2 separate regions of the Homo sapiens genome follow, and region 2 is linked to region 1. The links are chromatin loops, found by intact Hi-C in ENCODE. Cell type or tissue: ascending aorta. All regions are shown on one strand. Links, peaks and the distances in the headings refer to the core of each region. The heading gives the core; the rest is flanking DNA.

Region 1 (11,523 bases), core at 2,070-10,069:
GACGGGAGTCCCACCCTATACCCTGGGGGAAGGAATGCTGACATCATGAAAATCTAAGGGCACATGGTTCAGAGAGTTCTTGGATACCTGAACACATGGAGGTACCTGCAGGGTGGTGTTCCTAGGGATGGCATGGAAGCTCCACACCCCTTCCCCTACACCTCATCCCACATGTCTCTTTATTTTTATTCTTTGCAATATCCTTTATAGTAAACCAGTAAATGTAAGTAAGTGTTTCCTTGAATTTTCGGAGCCACTTCAGCAAATTAATTGAACTCAAAGAGAGGGTCATGGGAACGAACCCCAACTTGAAGCTGGTTGGTCAGAAGTTACAGAGGCCCAGACTGGTGTGGTGGGGGAAGGGCATGGGGACTGAGCCCTCAACTTGGGGGATATGACACTATCTTTGGGTAGCGTCGAACGGAATTAACAGCTGATGTCTGCTGCTTGGTGTGTGGGGAAAAGAATCCCACACAAATGGTCACAGAAGTCTTCTGTGTTGATGACTATTGTGGTGTGAGAGTAGAGGAAAAATATGATTAAAGAGTTTTCTCTACACAGCCCCAAAGATAGGAAATCAGTATATCAGAGAGATATCTACACTCCACTGTTTTTTGCAGCAGTATTCATAATAGCCAAGATTTGGAAGCAACCTAAGTGTCCACCAACAGATGAATGGATAAAGAAATGTATATATACACAGGGGGCACTACTCAGCCATTAAAAAAATGAGATCGTGTCATTTGTAACCACATGGATGAAATTGGAGGTCATCATGTGAAGTGAAATAAGCCAGACACAAAGAGACAAATTTCTCATGTTCTCACTTATTTGTGGGAGCTAAAAATTAAAACAATTGAACTCATAGAGATAGAGAGGGTAGAAGGATAGTTACCAGAGGCTGGGAAGAATGAGGGGGGATTGTGGGAGGGAAGTGAGGATAGTTAATACATACAAAATAATAATTAGAAAGAATGAATAAGACCTAATATTTGATAACACAACAGGGTGACTATAGTCAATAATAGTTTAATTATACATTTTAAAATAACGAAAAGAGTATAATAGGTTGTAACACAAAGGATAAATGTTCAAGTGATGGATACCCCATTTTCCCATGTAATTATTATGCATTGCATGCATTTATCAAAATATTTCATGTACCCCATAAGTATATACACTTACTATATACCCATGAAAATTAAAAGTTAAAAAAGAAAACCAGCTGACACAGCTCTAGAGAAAAAACATTTCTTGCAACGATATCATTCTATGCAAAGGTCCACAGGTAGAAAAGAGCATAGCAATTCAGGAACCAAAAAGAAAACCAGTGTGGCCAAAGTGTCATGACAAGGAGATGAATGATATTCAATGTTGTTGAAGAGGTAAGTAGGGGGCTGCTGATGAGAAAGTAAACAGTTTGTGGGTTTGTTTCTTTTCTTTGAGATGGATTCTTGGTCTGTCGCCAGGCTGGAGTGCAGTGGCACAATCTCGACTCACCGCAACCTCCGCCTCCTGGCTTCAAGCGATTCTTCTGCCTCAGCCTCCCGAGTAGCCGGGACTACAGGAGTGTGCCACCATGCCCAGCTAATTTTTGTATTTTTAGTAGAGATGGGGTTTCACCATGTTGGCCATGATGATCTCGATCTCTTGACCTCGTGATCCACCTGCCTTGGCCTCCCAAAGTGCTGGGATTACAGGTGTGAGCCACCACGCCCAGCCTGTGTTTTATTTAAAGAGATGAAAAGGTGTTAGAGAGGAATACTACTTTACCTTCTTCATTTTTCCATAGAAGGAAGAACATTTCTATTTTGTTTTCTCAAAGAGAAGAGAGTTAGAGTAACAATTCCAGATTCTGTATGACTTATCTAATTGAAGAATTCTGGATAAGAAACTGAGATCACAATACTATTTTTCAATATTCTGGTAGACCATGGTGTTTCTAGGTACCAACAAGACATTGATATTCTTTTGATATAATAACATTAAGATTAAAAAAAACCATTAACATCTTTAGATGTCTTAATATACTACACCAAAATGTTTAATAAGACATTTGATTTATTATAAAACATTCTTCTATACTTCCAAAATTCCTCTAAACAAACACAACAAAAGTCAATTGACCATACAAATGGTATCATAAACATAAAAATTCTTACTCTGGTTTAAAAACTTTCTAAACAAGAGAAATATGAACATGACAAAGTTGAAATTAATTCAGATGTTAATCAGTTTCTAGAAAATAAAGGAACTAAAAACATTTTCTTTGAAAAACACACACACACTATGGCTTGCTCTCAATGTAATTACTGAAAAAAATAAAAGCTTTCAAAAAGATCTTCTCAAACTTCTCTAGCAAGAAGGTGAATTAACCAGAGGAAAATATTAAAATAGCTTATAAATGTCTTATTTCCCCAAAAAGAGTTTTTGATAGTTGCTTTTTTTTGACAAAAAATCACTACATACATGGGTTTCAGCAAAATGGCAGAATGAGAGGGCCCCAGTCCAAGACCCTTCACAGAAATTCTCTAGTCTTCTTACAGAGTTAGTAACTATTCATAGACAAGAATGCCTTTGTAAGAAGTCTAGATCACTGGGATAAAATTGCAGCACCCAGTAGAGCATAGAAACAGAAAAGCTATATTAAAAGAGGTAAGAGGAATGATTTCACTTTGGCCCGTGTTGCCCCTCCAGCAAGCCAGCACAGAGCCATGCCAAGAAAGATCCCCTTGGCCTATAACTTCTCCAGTGGGAGAGAAGGAGACTGAGGTGGCTGTTCAATTTCCCCAGCATATCAGAGACATACAGAAGAGCCCCAAATCAGTTTCACTTCACATGGAATACTCGGGGGATTGGCCTGGATAGACTGACAGGAGAGAGTTATGAACAAAGAAAAAGAGTTGTGGGAATTTCAGCAGCAGTATGCAGATCTTTGTGGAGTCTCCATATTTCCACCAGTTGCCTTACCCAAACAGGCAGCCTCGCCCAACCAGAGTCCACTCATCCAGCCCTGCCTAAGTGTGAAGGTCCTCCAACTGGCCCTACCCAATGATGGAGCACACTCAGTGGCTCTACCTGACCAGAGAGTCCAGACAGTAGCCCTCTCATACCAGGGAGCCCAGCCAGCAGCCCTGCCGGATCAGGGGGCACTTCCAGCACCCTGCTCAATCAGGGAGCATGACCAGCAGCCCCAACTGAATGCAGAGCCTAGCTAGAAGCCCTGCTCACCTGAATGCAGAGCCCAGAGAGCAGCCCTGTCAGACCACAGAGCCCAGCCAGATGTCCCTTCTTACTGTAGAGTTCCACCAGTGTCCCTGTCTAACTACAGGGCTCTTCCAACTGGTCCCACCTGACTTTGGAGCCCAGCCACTGACCTTGTCTGACTGTAGAAATCCCCCTAGATAGCCATACTCAACTTCGGACATTCCCCCAACTAGCCCCAACTGACCATGGTGCCCAGCCAGCTGATTCTGCCAGGTAGCAGAGCACAATCAGTGGGCACCACTCAGCCACAGAGCACTGGCAGTGGGTCCTGCTTGACCAGGGACCCTGGTGGCACAGCATGCCTGATCCTATATGCTACCAGCTGGCTTAGCCAAAACTCCACGCTGAACTATGTGGAAAAGGTCTGACCCTGACAAAACCAATCTACAAAGTCTAAAGAAGTAATCACTTCCTCAAGTGTACAGTACAGTTGCAGGATACAAAATCAACATACAAAAATTAGCAGCATTTCTATTTACAAACAACAAACAATGAAAAAAGGAAAGAACACAATCTCATTTACAATTAGCAACAGAAAAAATAAAATACACAGGAATAAACTTAACCAAAATGGTGAAAGACACGTCCACTGAAAATTATAATATGTTGACAAAGGAAATGAAAGAGGAAACACATAAATTGAAAGACATCTATGTTCGTGGTATGGAAGGATTAATATTGTTAAAATGTTTATAACACCCAAAGTTATCTACAGAGTCAATGCCATCTCTATCAAAATTCCAAGGGCATTTTTCGATATGAGTGCCAAGAATACAAAATTGGGAAAGGCTCGTTTCTTTAATAAATGGTGTTGGTAAAACTACATCCACATCTGAAAAAAATGAAGTTGGACCCTTATCTTTCATCATACACAAAAATCAACTCAAAACGAATCAAAGTTCTGACTATGAGATCTGAAACCACAGAACTGCTAGAAGAAAACAGAGAGCAAAAGCTTCTAGATGTTGACCTCGGCAATTGTTTCTTAGATATGACATCAAAAGCACAGGCAACACAGCAGAAATAGACAAACAGAACTACATAAAATGAAAAAGCTGCATGACAAATGAAACAATCAACAGAGTGAAAAGTAACCTATAGAATGAGAGAAAATATTTGCAAGTTATGTATGTGATACGGGGCTACTTTAAAAAAATATATAAGCAGTTTCTAAAACTCAATAGCACAAACCAAATAATCTGTGTAAAAAAATGGGCAAAGGACTTGAATAGAGAAACATTTCTCTAGAAAAGACATACTTCGATGGAGGAATTAATATTGTTAAAATGTTCATAACACCCATATATCATGTACCATAATAATATGTAAATAAAAGGAGAAACTGGATGCAGGATATATAAGAACACTGTACAGTCTTCTCAATTTATCTGTAAATCTAAAACTGTTCTAAAAGATGAAGGCTATTTTAAAAATAATTCTGTAAAATTTTTAAAATTGACCATTTTAAAATTGATCATTGACATGTGATCCATTGACATGTGACCAACCCTTTTTTGATAATCAAATATTTCAATATTATGTTTTTACAATTAAATTTATTTTATGTAGTGTTTAGTTTTTTAAATAATTGCTCTATTAAATTTTATCTGATATTATTTTATATAAAATTAAATATGCTTAACTATAATTGTTAAACAGTAATTGTTTTATAAGGTGACTTAGACATGTCTGGAGCCTGAGGAAAAGAAGCCAGTAGAGAGACTGCTATAAAACCCAGGAAAAGGAATAAGGGGAACAGAGACACATGGGGACTAGGAGTGAGCTGTCGAAAGGAGAAGGGCCATCCTCAGAATCGAGGGAAAGAAGAGAGGATAGGAGAAGAAGAGAAAAATGTGATTGTGCCTATGCTTGAATGTGTCTACCATGGCATGTCCTCCTGCTTTGGGGACATAAACGTCTTGCTCTGCATTCCTTTGTGAGAATGGCAGTAACAGAGGAAATGTCACTGTGCCCCAGGAATAGCTTCAGAAGGCTCTAGAATTAGATCCCGAGGCATGAGGTCATCATATGCTTGGAAGTTCCAGTGAGTTGAAGTATTTGAAATACAGCACTGATTCTGTGGGCACTGCTGCCTGGCTTAGGCATTGCAAAGAGACTGAAGCATGTGGGGATTAGTTTAATACCCCAAAACTTTGCAGCTTTGGGAGCAGCAGGACACAGCAGCACTTTAGATAGGAAGGCGCTCTTCTCATAGTCAGTATTGGCAAACATGGTCATGTGGAGGTATTTATTACAGGTGGATCTCAGGCATGAGATATATCAACCTCAAAGAATACCTGGGAAACCTTCTAGATATGCTTCAAGAAATTAGAAGAAATCTTGACTGGGGGTCAGGGAGGCAGGGTCTGACCAAGTTCCAAGTCAGGCATGGGGAGATGAACAATTGGCAAAATTTAGATTATCAAGGTTAATGTTACCATGTTTTTACCCACAGGTTCATGAGATTAGAGGCCCTTTAGACAACATGAATTTCAGCTAGTTATTTTTAGCTGTTCATTCCTAAAATCAAAATCACCCTTCAGCATTTGTTACAGACACTTAAATCCTAAATTAGAAACAAGAATACAATTGGCCAGGCGCGGTGGCTCACCCCTGTAATCCCAGCACTTTGGGAAGCCGAGGCGGGTGGATCACGAGGTCAGGAGATCGAGACCATCCTGGCTAACATGGTGAAACCCTGTCTCTACTAAAAAATTAGCCGGGCGCGGTGGCGGGCGCCTGTAGTCCCAGCTACTCGGGAGGCTGAGGCAGGAGAATGACGTGAACCCAGGAGGCCAAGCTTGCAGTGAGCTGAGATCACACCACTGCACTCCAGCCTGGGGGACAGAGTGAGAATCCATCAAAAAAAAGAAACAAGAATACAATAGCACAATTCATGTGACAACCACATGTAGGTTTAGTGATGTTTGTTCTCTGTGAAGCTAAGCTATCTCAGCTAGGTGGTTGAGGACATTTGTACTGTCTGGACTAGGCAGAGGTGAATATGATTGAATGTGTAAGACAGTGCCAATTATGTACCATATATAGCTGTGTGTGTTTCCTTCTGTCTAAAATATCAACCTATGCTTGCCTTTAATCTCATCCTCAATTGCAATGCTCAAAACCCCTCCTAGTGTCATTATATTGTCAAAAAATACTCTGAATCACAGGTTTAGAGAGATAAAAATTCTAACTTCTCTTAAAGAAACAACGTCTGAAAATCTTTTCATTTGTGTTGTTCCACATGAAATGACTTTAAGTGTTGAATGTGCACATTATTCCTACATTCTGAGACTTAGATTTATAGCTTATGAGTTGTCCTTCTAAAGGTATACTCTTCATATGCCAGTGACTCCCCAGCTTATACAGCAGTTATGCCTTATTGGTGAGGGATGCGTTCAAAGACTCCTTGTGGATGCCTGAAACCTGTTACCAAACCCCATATATCTCTAGTGCACATCTAAATCTGTGTTTAGACGAACAGAACCAGCTTTGTACCCGATTATCTTCACCAAGATGTCTGACTTACGTAAATCTCAAACTTGTCGTATTTAACACAAAGTTCTTAATTTCCTTCCTTTTTCAAGCCCACTTCTGCTGTGTTTTCTGTTTAAGTAAATAACACTCATCCATTTAGTTATGTCAAAAACCTAGGAATTATCCATGACTTCTCTCTTACTCTTTCTGCACTTTAAATGCATCAGCTAGTACTGTCTTCAAGAATGTATCCTTTTTACCCAGTCCTCGCCATCTCCTTTACTATCCCCCTTGCCCAAGCCACTATACTTTCATCCTGCTGTGGAAGCAGTTTTCCAACCCTCCTTACTCTCCTTTTGACCACTTAATATACATTCTTCACTAGCCAGAACAATCTTTGAAAAATGTAACCTACCATATGTCACTCCCCATTTGAAATGTTCCTATTGGGATTTTAAGATGATATTAAATACTCATTTTCTCAGCTCTCAAGTCTGGATTCAATTGAGAGGCAGACAGATTTGGGCAAATGAGATAAAATATTTGTTTTGTATTGATAAATGGTTGGATTGGCAGATATTGCCTTGTATTGAGTATGGTCGTAAAGACATCACTAATATTTAACTTATCTACCTATTTATTTTCCCTCACTTTGAAGTGTGGTTAGAATTTGGAGGAAGCAATTTCATGAAGGTAGAAATAAGATTGCCCTCATAAAATATGTTATGTCCTCATAAAATAAATATTTATATATTATATATAAAATATATAAATTTATTATCTGATCCTTCCCAAGAGAGATTCCGCACCTCTGGTTGCCCTTAGGCTTAATCATTAAGCCAGAACCATAAAGAGAACAAAAAACATTACCTGTGCCCAACGTTTTATGGCCTTTGTCACTCCTCAAGTAGTCTCTCCAAAGGAGGAATGTCTGACGTGGTAAGTAAGTTTGAGAGGAAACTGGATTTTGTTGGATCCACCCCTTCTGAAGTCTCTTGTTGTCTTCCTCCCTCAAGAGATGTCTGCCCTATTTTCCACTTGTTTGGAAACTATCTCCCCTGTCTGGTGTCCTTGCAGCTGTGCATCTGTCAGTCTGTGCTGGTAAGCTTTCTCCCTCAAAAACCGACTTGATGTGCTTCTCTGTTCTTATAATATCTGGCTCATATACCTGCATTTCACTAACCTAACCTATATATTATATATAATTTTGTTGTTTATATGTTCATCTTTTATACCTCACTGAGTTCCTTGAGGGTAGGAACAGTGAGTTGTATTTTTTTTTGTTTTTTTGTTTTCTTTTTTTTTTTTTGACTCCATGTTCTCAGAACTCTGGCACAGAGTAAATACAAAATATTTCTTCTTCCTTTCTTCCTTCCCTCCTTCTCTCTCTCGTTCTCTCCCTCTCTCTTTCTCTCTTTATTTCCTTTGTCTATCTTTTAAATCACCAAAACAATACTTTGTATGCAGTAGGTATTTTCCTGCCTAGTACATACCCAAGTATTTTTCAATATCGTTGCAAAGTAATTAGTCTTAGAATTCCCACCTAGATTTTTAGAGGGATTTAAGTCTGATAGTGTTGTCTATATAATGTGAAACAATGTTATTTTACTCAACTGTAATGTAATATCAACAGTTTGTTATATGTATCTGTTTGCACACTTTATGGACACCTCATATTTTGAGATATCTGCCATATCTCAAATGTTGTAAAACCTATCTTAAGTACTAAACAAATGACTGATACAAGCATGTTTTATCTCGATATCTGAACACTCCTCATTACTTATAATCTATATCACCAACATTAATTTTCTGTCTCTCATTTGTTCATGCTTGTTTACATTTGGTAATAGCTGGACAAGTATTAACCAGGTTGGAAGTTATGTTTAAGATGGTGAACTGATTAAGCAATAAGTAAATGTATGAGCCTATATAACTAAAAAATCTGAATATTTAGCTTTTGGAGCAGCTGGATGAGAAGCTTATATATATCTGTTATCAGGACCTAGACAATTTTTCTTTAGGTCCTACTTTTGTTTTCTTTAGGTCTACTTTTGTTCACCTCTAATTAGGATCCATTCTTAGTTATGCTCTGTCCTTGTAGTTGCAAGATGACTGCAGCAGCTCTAGAACACTTATCTTTAAAACTCCACACCCAGGAGAAAAGGGAAAGTCCTTGTCTCAGAAAGTTCTAAGAAAGTCTTAGAATAGAATCTCACAGATCTTGATTTCACAGACTTGGATCCTGTGTCCATTCTGGAATCAAACTGTGGCCAGAACAAATAGCGATTAATAAAATGTATTGTTAGAATGAGGATTTGGCCAAAAGTGCACTCCCAGAGCCAGGTATGAAATCAACTTTATACATATAGAAAGGTAGGAGAAGGGAATCCCCCAAAACAAAATCAGAGTTCTGTAACCACAAGATGAGATCTTGATTACAGGTGGTAAACCCAACAAATGTTCATTATAGATGTCCTGATACATTGTATGGTCTCGGTAGTACATATGAAATTCACTTTGGGGAATTCACAGAAAGAGGCAGCCTTTCTCAGGAGAATTAAACTGATGTTTGGAAAGATGCCCATATGAGGGAAGAGAGAGACCTCTCATATTATTTTATATTGTTTTATACTCAGTACCTGTTTTAAGAAAAAACAACAAGGAAGTAAAACCAAAGACAGGCAGCCCGGCGTCAGGCCCAAAACCAGGCCTGGGCCTGCCTGGCCTAAACCCAGTAGTTAAAAATCAACTCATAACTTACAAACCGATGTTATTCATAGATTCCAGACATTGTGTGGAAGAACACTGTGAAACTCCCTGCCCTGTTCTGTTTCTCTCTGACCACCGGGGCATGCAGCCCCTGTCACTGCCTGCTTGCTCAAATCAGTCACGACCCTTTCATGTAAAACCTTTAGTGTTGTGAGCCCTTAAAAGAGACAGAAATTGTGCATTTGGGGAGCTCGGATTTTAAGGCAGTAGCTTGCCAATGCTCCCAGCTGAATAAAGCCCTTCTTTCTACAACTCGGTGTCTGAGATGTTTTGTCTGCGGCTTGTCCTGCTACACATAGACTGCTGATTAGGAAAGACCATCCATATTAAAAGGGCATTAACAGGTAAAGAAAACATTGGTTTCCCATATGAATCAAAAACAATAATAATAAAAGCAGATGCCTCAACTATCAGCCATTGATCCATCACTGAGCTGTCTCTTAAGAGTGCCATCTCCTGGGTGACAGCAACAGGACTCATTTATTTAATTTGATAATTGTTAATGAAGTTAATAATACTGTATTGTAAATTTGAAATTTAATAAGAGAGCAGACCTTTGTTTTTACCACATACACAAAAGGTAACTATGTGAGGTGAGGGATGTGTTAACTAACTTAATTTTGGCAATAATTTCACAATGCATATGTACATCAAAGCATCATACTATACAACTTAAATATGTACAATTTTATTTGTCTATTATACCTCAGTAAAGTGGGAAAAAGTATTAGTTAAACAGTATTATGAAAGCCTGAAGGCCTTCTATGTTGTAGTTGGCACTCTGTTAGGTGCTAGGAAAAGACATATTTTTTTAAAGGATAACCCTAGGAGCCAAACATAGGATAATGATACTAGTGCCCAAAGAGACCGGCTCCATCAAAGACAAAGCTCAGAAGATGCCTTGAGGCTAAAAGAATTGCTGTCCTTGGCCAGGTGCAGTGGTTCACACCTGTAATCTCAGCACTTTGGGGGGCCAAGGTGGGTGGATCACCTGAGGTCTGGAGCTCAAGACGAGCCTGGGCAACATGAAACCCATCTCTACTAAAAATACAAAAAATTAGCCAGGTGTGGTGGCACATGCCTGTAATCCTAACTACTCAGGAGACTGAGGCAGGAGAATCGCTTGAACCTGGGAGACAGAGGTTGCAGTGAGCCGAGATCATGCCCCTGCACTCCAGCCTGAGCAACAGAGTAAGACTCCATCTCAGAAAAAAAAAAAAAAAAAAAAGAATTGCTGCCCTTAAAGGTGAAGCGAGTCTCTTGTAGAGCTGATCACCTGGCATTTTGAGCTCTTTCAGAGGTCATAGACCTCTGGAGAGAGAAACTGAGACACGTAAGAGGGTGGAAACGACTCAGTGGTGACACACTGAGGAGTCCTGCCCACAAGCAGCACACACTGATGCATCACCCAAAAACCCTAGGCCACAGCTCAGTTCCTCCTTTTAAGAAAATAAATAAATAAATAAATATATACATAAAACCAGGAAACAATCTAAGAATGAGGAGAAAACAAGGAGAATGACCCACTTTTGTGCACTCCATAGGTTTTACGGCACCTTTACTTGCCAGAGTAAAATGGAAGTAATACAGTCTTTGTGCACATTTAGATTAAGGAAAAAGAGCCCTAAGGTGGACCTGTAAACTATAGAGTTCCCAGGTCCCCTTTTTCTGTATTTTCTTTTCTGCCTGCTTTAAATCTGCTGTTATGTTTCTGCTGAGATAAAAACCACTGTTTGGATCTAACAGGTTTTGTTTGTTTGTTTTTTGCGAGCTGGCAAATTTGTATTTATCTCATGGCTAAAGTACTGAAGTAAAAGCTGTAGAAGCTGTGTGTGTGTGTGTGTGTGTGTGTGTCTGTATATGTGTGTTTGTATATATTTGAAGGCCTTTATAATAGACTTCTATAATGTTATGTTCAATCGGCAATTAAATCCATTTTAATTTCCCTCCAGCTCACCAGGCTTTCTCTTCTTACACTCTTTTTTTTTTGAGTCAGAGTCTCACTCT
Region 2 (11,523 bases), core at 3,524-11,523, 50 kb after region 1:
TGTGTTAAAAGTTTTGCAATTATGTGGTAAGTAGCATAACTCCAGAAATTATGAGGCACCTGCGCAGATGGGTGACCTCCCACCTGCATCCAGTTCAAGCCATGAGCAGGAATAGTCTGGTCATAGAGGAAGAAGTGATGCTGCCAGAGGTGTGAAGAGAGTATCATTTCAACTTGATTGTCTGCAATAGTGTATCCTCTGATAAATCATTGGTGGTCAAGAGAGTCACACCAACTGGTAAGAGAAACTATTGGAAACCTCTGTGCTATGTATCCTGGCCACACTTATTTTTTTTCTAAATCCAAAAGTATATTCTGTTTGCTTACCCAAACTGCATCAGTACACGGACTTTCTGTCAGCTCTTTCCTACTATGATACTTCTCAAGAGAATGGTTGTATACTCATTTTAACACCCATGCTTTGATGAATGATTGAGTGCAGAGTGTTTGGCATTCTGTTTTCATTGATAGAAGTCTATAGTAATGGAATTCAAGGTTGTTGAGAAAAAATTTTATTTGGAAACCAGATGAAAATGTGGCAGAGTTGAATATATTGTGAAAAAAAAGGAGATACTAGTGTTCTTGCTTAGCAAAGTAAGATATGAGTATTTTTTAAACTTTGGATTATAAGATTTTCAAACATACACCAAAATAAAGAGGAGAATATAAAGGCATCAATTTCAACAACGATCGATGTATGCCAATTTTATTCCCTATCATCCATACCCAAAATATCATAGCATTACATCTGTAATTATGTAGAATCAAAATATAAATTGAATTATAATAAACATATTTCTGGCTGGGCACAGTGGCTCACACCTGTAATCCCAGCACTTTGGGAGGCCGAGGCAGGTGGATCACTTGAGGTCAGGAGTTCAAGACCAGCCTGGCCGACATGGCAAAACCCCGTCTCTACTGAAAATACAAAAATTAGCTGGGTGTGGTGGCACACGCCTGTAATCCCGACTACTCGGAAGGCTGAGGCAGGAGAATCACTTGAACCTGGGAGACAGAGGTTTCAGTGAGCCAAGATCGTGCCACTGCACTGCAGCCTGGGCAACAAGAGTGAGGCTCTGTAAGAAAGGGAAAGAAAGAAAGAAAAAGAAAGAAAGAAAGAGAAAAAAGAAAAAAGAAGGAAAGGAAAGAAGGAAGAGAAAGAAGAAAACAACAAATAACATATTTCTGAATTTCATTTTCTATTCATGATAGTACTTCATGAATTTCCACAAGTCATTTCTAAATAATACATGCAGGTAGATTTATTTCGTCCTTTATTAAATATTTAATTTCTTCAGAACCAGGATTTTTAGTAGTGTCTTCCTCTGCAAATACCTCTCAGGACCCAGTACAGTGAGATGCCTAAAATGGTGCTTGATAAATGCTATCTATTGTGAGACACATGCTGTTGTTCTGATCAACATAACTGCTACTGGCAGAAACACATAATCTAATGATGAGAAATGCAGTGTCACTTTCTAATGAAAACCACTCATTAAAACATAAAGTTTATGACAAGAAAATTATATATTTATTTGGTATAAAATTATCACAACCTTCACCTAATAATATCAGCACCTCTATTCCATCTCTTGGTTAAATAAATGAAACAAAAATGGTGATCCAATCATGTAAAGTTACTTGTTTTCTTTCTTTTCATCTTTTCACCACTGTTGAAATGTTCTCTCCAATATATTTAGCTTTTGAAACTTCATGAGAGTGAATGGAAATTCATTCAAATCTGGCTTTGTAATGAGTGGTTCATGGTTTTTGGTTTGTTATTTTTAACCTGACGTATCTGGAAACGTTCCCCTCCCCAGACTTGTTTATTGGCTCTCCTGCTCTCTCTCCTCAAGATCCAAAGCTAAAAAACATGCTGTTGAAAACAAAACAACTCTAGCCAAGGGAAATCTATGCAATGGAAAAGGGATTCTCCAGAATAAAGTGTAACCTCAAAACTGTGCATATTATCTCTCAAACAGGATGAGTACCTTCTCACTGCCAAAGTAGTTGGAGGGACATCAAACACCAGTGATGGGAACACTGAACCTCACATAAGGTAAAGCGATTCAGGAAAGTTTTGGTAAGCTCTCAGGTCCTGAATATAGATATATAAACTTAGGAAATGGTTTTCTCTGCTGAGCGGTTTCCTCAGGAGATTGGTTCCAGGACCTCCATGGATACCTAAATCTGCAGATGCTCAAGTTCCTAATATAAAAGGGCATAGTATATTCATATCACCTATGCACATTTTCCCACATACTTTAAATCATCTCTAGATTACTTATAAACCTATTACAATGTAAATATTATACAAATAGTTGTTATACTGTATTGTTTTTAAATTTGTATTATTTTTATTCTTGTTTTTTTTTTCAGATATTTTTTATCCGTGATTGGTTGACTCCACAAATGTGGAACCCACAGATAGGGAGGGCTGAATGTATTTGCAATATTGTCTCTGATTTATTAGAAAATAAACTAACATGTATACAAGTTACTGAGCTAAACACAACCAGATCCAGAATCATGTGGTAATTGAAATGCTTCACCTGAGCAGCTGGGCTTCAGTGCCTCTGTAACTGCACTGGAACATAAAAGCTACTCCTAGAAACACACAACTCTCTCTCTTTTTGAGTTTCAAATTTCTGAGATAAGTGTCCCACTATCTAGACTAATATGAGTCCGGTTAAAAGTATTAAAGTATCTTTGGGGTATCTATGGAGTGTTTTTCAGGGGAAAAGTCATATGAGCCATGCAGGTACCTGCAGAAAGAACATTCCAGGCAGAGAGAAGAGGAAATGCCAAGGCTCTGAGATGGAAACATGTCTGAAATGTTGGTGAAATAGCCGGCAGACTAGTGATCAGGAGAGAGAGTAGGAGGTGACTTCAGAGATTATCAGTGAGCCCATTGTCTAGAGCCTTATAGCCCACGTAAAGACTTTGGCTTGTATTCTAGGTGAGATGGGAAGCACTTGGAAATTTTAGGCAGGAGAATTATGTGATTTGACTTGACATATTTTAGAACAGTTATGTTTCGAATAGACTGAAAGAGGAAGAACACGGAAGCATGAAGATTAATTAGAAAGCAATAACAATGATCTAGGAAACAAATAATAATGGTTTGGGTCAGGTGTAAGAATGGAGGTAGGAGCTGGATTCTGAATATAAGTACAGAACAAATAGGTTACGCTGGCAAGTAAGATTGAGATAAATCACTGCAGGGTGGGCAGAAAAGAGAGTTCACTAGACAGGAAGCTGGGATTTCTGAGTTGGAGTTTTGGCCAAAAACACATTTACAATGCTACTGGAAGAAAGTCGCTGAAAAGTATGAAAGTCACTGAAAAGTATGAAGTCACTGAAAAGTATGATTTTTCACACCTACAAAAATGGGGTTAATTACCTTCAGGACCTCACAAGACAAATGATTATGACATCTGTGTAAATGTTGGTTTGCTTGGATTGAGTCACTGCTCTATGTGACTTTGTGCAAGTGAATTATTAGCCTGAGCAACTGTGGAGGGAAGGATGAAATCAAATCTGGAATATTTTGAGAACAAACAAAAAATAAAAATATCACCGCTGTGAAGAAATAATTTAAGAAGCTTTATTTTAAAAGGCAAAGGCCGAGCAAAGTCACTCACCTCTTTAATCCCAGACAGGAGGATTTCTTGAAGCCAGGAATTTGAGACAAGCCTGGGCATCATAGTGAGACCTTATCTCAACAAAAAATAAAAAGTTAGCTAGGCATGGTGATGTGTGCCTGTAGTCCTAGCTACTCAGGAGTATGAGGCAGGAGGATCGCTTGAACCCAGGATTTCAAGGCTGCAGTGAGCTATGATGGCACCACTGCACTCCAGCCTGGGTGACACAGTGAGACCCTGTCTCTACAACAAAAATTAAATAAAATACTCTTTCTGAGCTCAGAATAGCCATAGAAGAAAGTTCAAAAAAATTATTTTAATCAAAGCCTTATGATTCCTAGTAGTAATATGGATTTTGTACTCTTTGAACCTAGATTTATGAATTGTTATCAAGGCACGGATTGAGGAATACAAACCAAAAAGAAAACATAAAATGACAAAAAAACCCCTTCATTTGCAGTTTCAGTTTCAGTTAAACACAACAGTCTTCTTCTGTTTTCTCCTCTCTCTAAGCAGGTTTGCACTACTCTGGAATTTTTCTGAATTTTTACTAAGAAGAGAAATACATGACTGAGTTATTCTAAGGGACTCAAAAGTTTACAACTTTCCCAATCTGCTTAAATATGCAAAGCCCAAGCTACCTCTTTCTAATTCACAAATACAAAAAAGCACCCATAGTTGAAAGTTTAGGATAAGTATGGAAGGGTTGGTGAGCAGCCAGCCAGGGTGAGAGGGCAGGAGACATAGAGGAGAAAGCAAGGCTGTGGTGTTCCACATGGAGCCACCTTCTCAGCAGAGAGGCATGCTCTCAATTACCCTTTCCTTCTCCCCTTTATTTCTCTATAACCTCCCAAGTCTTCCCCATAAAACATACCTATCCTAAGTCCAAGTATCTCAACATCCTGAAAAGTAACTGAAAAGCCATTTAATAAGCCAATTTAAATTGAATTATTAACAATAGATAAAAATTAGTCTTTGAGCTTTCTCTGCATTTTGAGGAGGAGCTCCCAGTAATACAATGGCCTAAAGTCCTGGTTAAAAGGTGAAATGCTTAGGTACCATGAAGATAGATGTTTAGCAAGGAGTTCCTTTGAGAAAGACTCATGAAATCTTCCCATAAGGTGGTTTTCTTCTTTGCCAATACTTTAAAACAGTAGTCTTTAGCATTGTCCCTAAGACCATCTCAGGGGGTCCACATAATCAAAAAATTATTGTCATGATAACACCAATAAATTATTTGACTTTTTCACTCTCATTCTCTAATAAATGTGCTCTGAAGTCTTCCAGAAGCTATATGATGTTTGATGTTGGCATCACTCTGATGGCTAATAGGATATATGGTTACACATTTTTGTATTTAAATTTTATCAGTTTTAATTTCAAATATGATAAATATCAACAGATATAATTCACATTACAGAAAAAGCTCTTTGGGATCCTCAATGATGTTTTCAAATGCATAAAGGGGTCCTAAGACCAAAATGTTTAAGAACTGTTGCATTAAGTCATCCTGCCTGATCTAGTACCAATTTAGCAGAGATACTAGAAATACAGCAAAATACAAGGGGTTGGTTCCCACTAAATTCAAAACTATGTGAGCTAATCTGTCTGCAAAGGTTGGTATCTAAAAGCAAAATCAAAAGAACACATATAAAGAAGTGCTGCAGAACTGACAGGGTCATGTCAAAAGGACATAGGCACCAACTCAAAGGAGCTCACACCGGCCAGACATCTGATTTGTGTTTTTGTGATTAGTCAGAAACACCAGCTTATCTTTTTTTTTTTTTTTTTTTTTTTGAGACCGAGTCTCGCTCTGTTGCCCAGGCTGGAGTGCAGTGGCGCTATCTCGGCTCACTGCAAGCTCCGCCTCCTGGGTTCACGCCATTCTCCTGCCTCAGCCTCCCGAGTAGCTGGGACTATAGGCGCCCGGCTAATTTTTTGTATTTTTAGTAGAGACGGGGTTTCACCGTGTTAGCCAGGATGGTCTCGATCTCCTGACCTCGAGATCCGCCCGCCTCGGCCTCCCAAAGTACTGGGATTGCAGGCTTGAGCCACCGCGCCCAGCCCAGCTCATCTTTTAGGAGGGGAAAGATAGAGAGGAGGGGAGGGTTTTACATATGATGGGAAAAGACAAGGATTATCATTCATTTCCACATTTCCCAAGAGAATATCATAAGCCAAATATTTGGAGTCAACACTTTTAATTGTTCAATATTTTACTACAAATATAAGAAACAATACAGAATTAAATAACACATGAAAATCTTGCTATATATATATATAAATATCCAATTTAACAGCGAAAACAACTTACACTTTAATTCCTAGGCCACTGGATAGACACAGACAAAGCAGAAGATACTGAAAAAGCAACTAATTATGGTTATTAAAGATTCAACATCATTCCACTAGCTGGAACAATATCTTTAGAACAAAGGGATTGTATGCTCATATTTGCCTCCTCTGCTATTGGGAAAAGTTAACGCATGGAAAAAGAAGCCAGCAGAGACAAAGCATATGAATTGGCTGACTGCTATACAGGAAATCTCCTAAACATCTGTTTTCATAATGTATTTTCATTATATGAGGCTGAATTTAGAATGACGTAAAATAGGGCTGGGTCATGTTATAAGACAAATGGACAGGGAGGGCATGCTTCTCAAAAAATGTGAGCTATTGTCTAAGACTAACAATATTTATCTAGCTATAAAAATAAGTTAAATGAATAAGTTAAGATTGCCAATGTTACTTCACAATAAATTCAGTCCTATTTGTGTTGGAGTAAATCTCATAGAAGCACATGAAGAACAGCAGTGAAACCAAGGATTCTAGCAAGGCCAGCTATTAGCAAAGCAGTAAGCAGGAACTGGACTAGATACCAAATGATGGGGAAACAGACTCATAGACCTAAGAACATAGGAAGAAGAGATGTAACATCAACAGAAAGGCAAAAGGTAAGCTCTCTGTATTCTTTCTTCTCTCTCTCTTTCAATTCTTCCCCCTTTGCTTATTCCCTTTTTTTTTCTGGAATTACATTTTAAATTAAGTTTTAGAGCTATGTGGTAAATTATTTGGTCCAATTCCTTTATACTTTGGATGAGGTAAAGTGACTAACAGAGGTCCCCACCAGTAGGAGCCCAAGTCAGTCTGTGAGCTCAGTGCTCCTGATACTAACTAAGTCCAGTGCCCTTTCAACCACATAACATGGCATTGCTTTACAAAATCAAGTCCTACAACAGACCTGAGAGGTAAACTGACTTCCTCTTGGGATTCAAACACTGAGTAGCTCAGATGGCAGTAAAAAGTCGTGGGATCCTTAAGGCTTTCGCTCCCACCTCTTTTGCTCTTTCAGGTCCTTTGGAGAATGGCCCCTTTTCCTCCTGCTTTTCTCTTGTGTCAAATTCAAGTAGACCAGGGAATCACTTTCAGGGTGCTGTGTGACTTATTTAGGGCTCTGGATAAAAGAAAAACAAGGTATTAACTTTGGACACTTGTAAATTCTATCATAATACATTTTAAGAAGATAAATAATAGAGAGATTAAGAAACACAGAGTTATTCTAGTGTATATTCATTGGCAAAGATAAAGAAGTAGACATTTCTGACCCAGTATGGTGTGAGGGGACTATGACTCTTTACAAGAACAAAAGTAGGCTGGATGCAGTGGCTTGTGGCTGTAAGCCCAGTGTTTTAGGAGGCCGAGGCGGGAGGATCATTTGAGCCCAGAAGTTCAAGACCAGTCTGGGCAACATAGTAAGACCTTGTCTCTACAAAAAATAAAAATAAAAAAAAAAATAGCTGGACATGGTGGCATGCACCTGTAGTCCCAGCTACTCAGGAGGCTGAGGCGTGAGGATAACTTGAGCTCAGGAGATTGGGGCTGCAGTGAGCTATGATCTCACCACCGCACTCCAGCCCCAGGCAATATAGCAAGACACTATCTCTAAAAACAACAAAACAACAACAACCAAAAACAAAAACAAAACTGAAGCAAAAATAAAAGGGCATACGTAATCCTAGGAAATAATGGTTTAGAAAATCACCTAAGACTACAAGTAAAGGAATATGTTCAAAAATTCCAAATGATCAAAATGTATTCTATTTGTAAGCTTTGTTTCTGATGGATAATAACTCACTGGATGTCAGGGTAGAAATGGTCACGAAGTAGAGGCCTTTCCAAGGGCTAGTGGCTTTCTGGCACATACTGGGAGCCTGGAAACCTCTCAAGGCACATAGACGATGAAGTAAAAGACTTGGAATTTTATCTTGGCACCACCTCTCACTCTCTGTGTAATCTTAGGTAATTGTTTACCAGAACCTGCAAAGTTCTGCACATTTTAGATCCTGCCCAATATTTCTAACATCAGATATCAATGGACCATGGAAAGACCATCTTCTCCCAACATGGCTCAATATTTTTCAATTTCAATAGTAAAAACGAATTACTAGAAAAATGACATAAAATAACATAATTCATTTTTAAATTATCAGATTTAACAGATATAAAATTACTGTCAAATTCTTATCATAGAGTGTAAGCATTTTTTCTCAGTTATGTACTTATTTTACTTCAGACTAGTAAAGAACACTTCTTGGATGGGCAACCATCCTCAGACCATATTGGGAGTAACACTGCTCTAAAATATATACATATATATATATATTTTTTTTAGATGAAGTCTCACTGTGTCAACCAAGCTAGAGTGCAGTGGCGCAATCTCTGCTCCCTGTAACCTCCACCTCCTAGGTTCAAGTGATTCTCCTGCCTCAGCCTCCTGAGTAGCTGGGAGTACAGGCACATGCCACTATGCCCGGCTAATTTTCATATTTTCAGTAGAGATGGGGTTTCACTATGTTGGCCAGGCTGGTCTTGAACTCCTGACCTCAGGTGATCTGCCTGCCTCAGCCTCCCAAAGTGCTGGGATTACAGACATGTGCCACCGCACCCTGTAAAATATTAATGACTTTTCTGCCTTAGAGCTTTCACATTTGCAATTAATTTGCTAAAAACCACTCTTCCCTTGTCTCCTCCATGGCTGGATTATTCTCTCCTTGAAGGTCTCTGATTAAAAGTCACCACCTCAGCGAAGCCTTCCCTAACAAAATCCAAGTAACTGGTATCCTTTTCAAGTTATCCTCTTTCATTGCATGCTATATTTTATATTATTCTATATTATTTCCTTGTGCTAAAATCTCGTGTTTTAATAGTATCCTTATTTGTTGATTCACTTGTCATTTCTCTGCTGTCCCCCTAACCTGTCATCTCCATTAAAATGACAAGGTCCTGTTTTGTTCATTATAGTATAATAACCAGTGCTAATTACAATGCCAAGCATATTAAAAATTATTAATAAATACTTATAAAATGAATGAATTGAACTTCTGTGAATTTGGTTTTATCACCTATCAGATGGAAATACTTTCCTTATCAATTGCTATGAGAATTAAATGTAATAACTTCCAGGTCTAGTCCTTTTGTCTCATGAACATCCATTTAAATATTTAAGAACACCCTCCATGCCCTCCTTTCATCCCCACTTACAAAGTTTTATCTTCTGAAATCTAAGTGCTGTTTTCCCTGAGTGGTGAGACTATGCATTTTGAACTATCAATTACCAATAACAGAATTTATAATTCTTATATGACCTAACTACTGACTGGAATCCAGAATAATAATCTAAATGATAGCATGGTTTCCTTTAAAGATCACTAGTATACATTTTTGTTGTTGTTGTTTGTCTGTTTTTTTTAAAAAAAGCTCTTAAATTAAGCCTGACTTTGAATGGTTGATTACTTGATTCTGCATCTGGTCTGAAGAAGTTTTTCCTTTCTCTAAAATAAAGTTTCTATATATCTTTCTCCCTCCATCGCCTCAAAGGCCATGCTTTACTCACAGCCCTTGCCAGAGCAAAACCTTTTAGGATTCTTCTAAACTCTAGAATACCTAAGGACTACCTGAAGTACCGGTTAATTTGCAAAAACACAGGACACTTGTAGAGAATGTGATTCTTTGTCTTTTTGTGTGGTTCAGGAATATACTTTCGTTTTGTTTCTCTCTTTCTTTCTCTCTCTTTCTTTCCTCTCACTTTTCTTTCTTTCTCTCTTTTGTTTCTTGTTGGATTGGGTAATCTATGAAGCAAGGTATGAGGGAACAAAAATAGTAAGATAAGTTTAAAACATATGGAATAGAGAGTGAAGAAGTTGTTTAGTGCAGAGAAGACAGAACAGCCAAGTTGTGGTAAGGACAGGAGAAACTAGATGCAAAACTCATGAATCAGTGCTGATGGGGAACCTAGGGCAGCTTTGGATCTACAAGCACCTTCAGGTAGCCGCTCTTCCTGACATGCGGCAGTTTAGTTTCCTGGAAATCCATTTATACACATCCTTACAGGAACTGCCCTCCCTCTACCCTTGACTCGCACTAGCTTCAGTGAGTAATTTTTCTTCCCATACTCCTACAAAAAAAATGTCTAAGCAAAACAGTTTCTCTTCTTCAAAAAGAGATACAACTGCACTAGCAGGAAATCAGTTTTCGGCATCACAAGTTCATCTAGGCATCACAAGTTCATTTCAGTATACGCACGTTTTTAGAATGCACATTTTCTGATTCTGTCTCCCCAGTGGGTCCCCACAAATTTCTCCCAAGACTGCTACTGAAATGACTTATATAGCAGGTCCTCCAACAACATCCTTTCATTCCACAACATGTTGTTATAATGTTGATGAGAAAAACAACAGATTCCCATCCAGGACCACTGTGTGGGAGTTAGCACATCCTCCCCAAGTCTGCATGGGTTTTCTCTGGATACTCTGGTTCCCCCCACATCCCAAACACGTACTGCATGTTATGTAAATTGGCATGTCCAAATGGTCCCAGTCTGAGTAACTGTGTGTGTGTGCGTGTGCGTGTGTGTGCGCGTGTGTGAATGCCCCCTGCTCTGGGATGACGTCCTGTCTGGTGTCAGTGTCTGCCTTGCATCCTGAGCTGCATAGGCTCTGGCCACCCATACCCTTGAACTGAAATCATTGAGTGAATAATTATCTCACTTGTTTTTGTTACTGTTTCTTAAATGTATGCATAACTCACATTTATTTCAATGTTTAATATTAGAAATGTTTTGGTCTTTATTAAAAGTTTGGTGATGTTTTTGTGACTAGAAATATGCCATAGGAACTTAAGTCTTGTTTCTATCATTTAGCCTGTGGTAAAATTGGTTCTGTTACATGCCGTTTTGCTTAAACTCGCAGTTTCCAAGAACCTATTGATGACATTAAGACTTACTGTATGAGTTCTTCTCCCTTCCAAATACGCATGCCCATGTGTCCAAACAGATTCAGATAACCTGAAATCTTCCTCAAAGCTGTCCTAACTGCTACAATTCCTGTTTGTCCCTCCATTTACCTCTCTAAACTCGTCCTTCCTTGAACATTTGTACAATTCATGAAAATATACTTCGATAAAACGAAAAAGGACCTTAGATTTAGTAATTACAAAAATGAACATCTGTTACAAACTTAGTCTGCCGCATTGGTGTGCTAGAGCTTTATTGGCTCACGCTGATGGTTAAATTGTTAGTAGCTTGAAATTTGCTATGGTGGGAACATTTACTTCACGGAAGTTGGCGACAGCTACAAATAAACACTCCGCCCCTCTCCTCCCAGGCCAGTGTTCCAGCGTATCATTCGTTTTAGGTACTTTTCTTTTTCTTTCTTTCTTTCTTTCTTTTTTTTTTTTTTTTGAGACAGTCTCGCTCTGTCCCCCAGGCTGGAGTGCAGTGGCGCGATCTCTGCTCACTGCAAGCTCCGCTTTCCGGGTTCACGCCATTCTCCTGCCTCAGCCTCCCGAGTAGCTGGGACTACAGGCGCCCACCATCACGCCCG

What was found. Peaks named below come from ENCODE experiments on the same cell type or tissue, not always from the same donor. Only the 100,000 strongest peaks of a DNase experiment are listed, where the experiment ranks them.
Region 2: a loop joins it to region 1, with 2.6 times the contacts of the local background. A loop is called at or near these places in 5 of 110 quality-filtered maps.

What each region holds. Positions count from the first base shown.
Region 1 is chr3:112,405,396-112,416,918 of GRCh38, reverse strand. LOC124909408 (a long non-coding RNA gene) reads right to left here. Exons shown (of 2, transcript XR_007096004.1): 2 at 1,014-1,721. Among named protein-coding and RNA genes, the nearest start is that of CD200, 78 kb to the right of the region's middle. RefSeq lists enhancers at 1-145, 2,793-3,293, 10,116-10,638. In ascending aorta, for the core only: no CTCF peak of the experiment used is centred there; DNase peaks (open chromatin) are centred at 5,278 and 5,904; H3K27ac peaks cover 5,939 bases.
Region 2 is chr3:112,357,117-112,368,639 of GRCh38, reverse strand. It overlaps CD200 (CD200 molecule), which reads right to left. Exons shown (of 6, transcript NM_005944.7): 6 at 5,828-7,097. The coding sequence ends at 7,090. Among named protein-coding and RNA genes, the nearest start is that of CD200, 30 kb to the right of the region's middle. RefSeq lists an enhancer at 9,809-9,878. In ascending aorta, for the core only: no CTCF peak of the experiment used is centred there; DNase peaks (open chromatin) are centred at 7,839, 9,999 and 10,560; H3K4me3 peaks cover 1,429 bases; H3K27ac peaks cover 7,831 bases.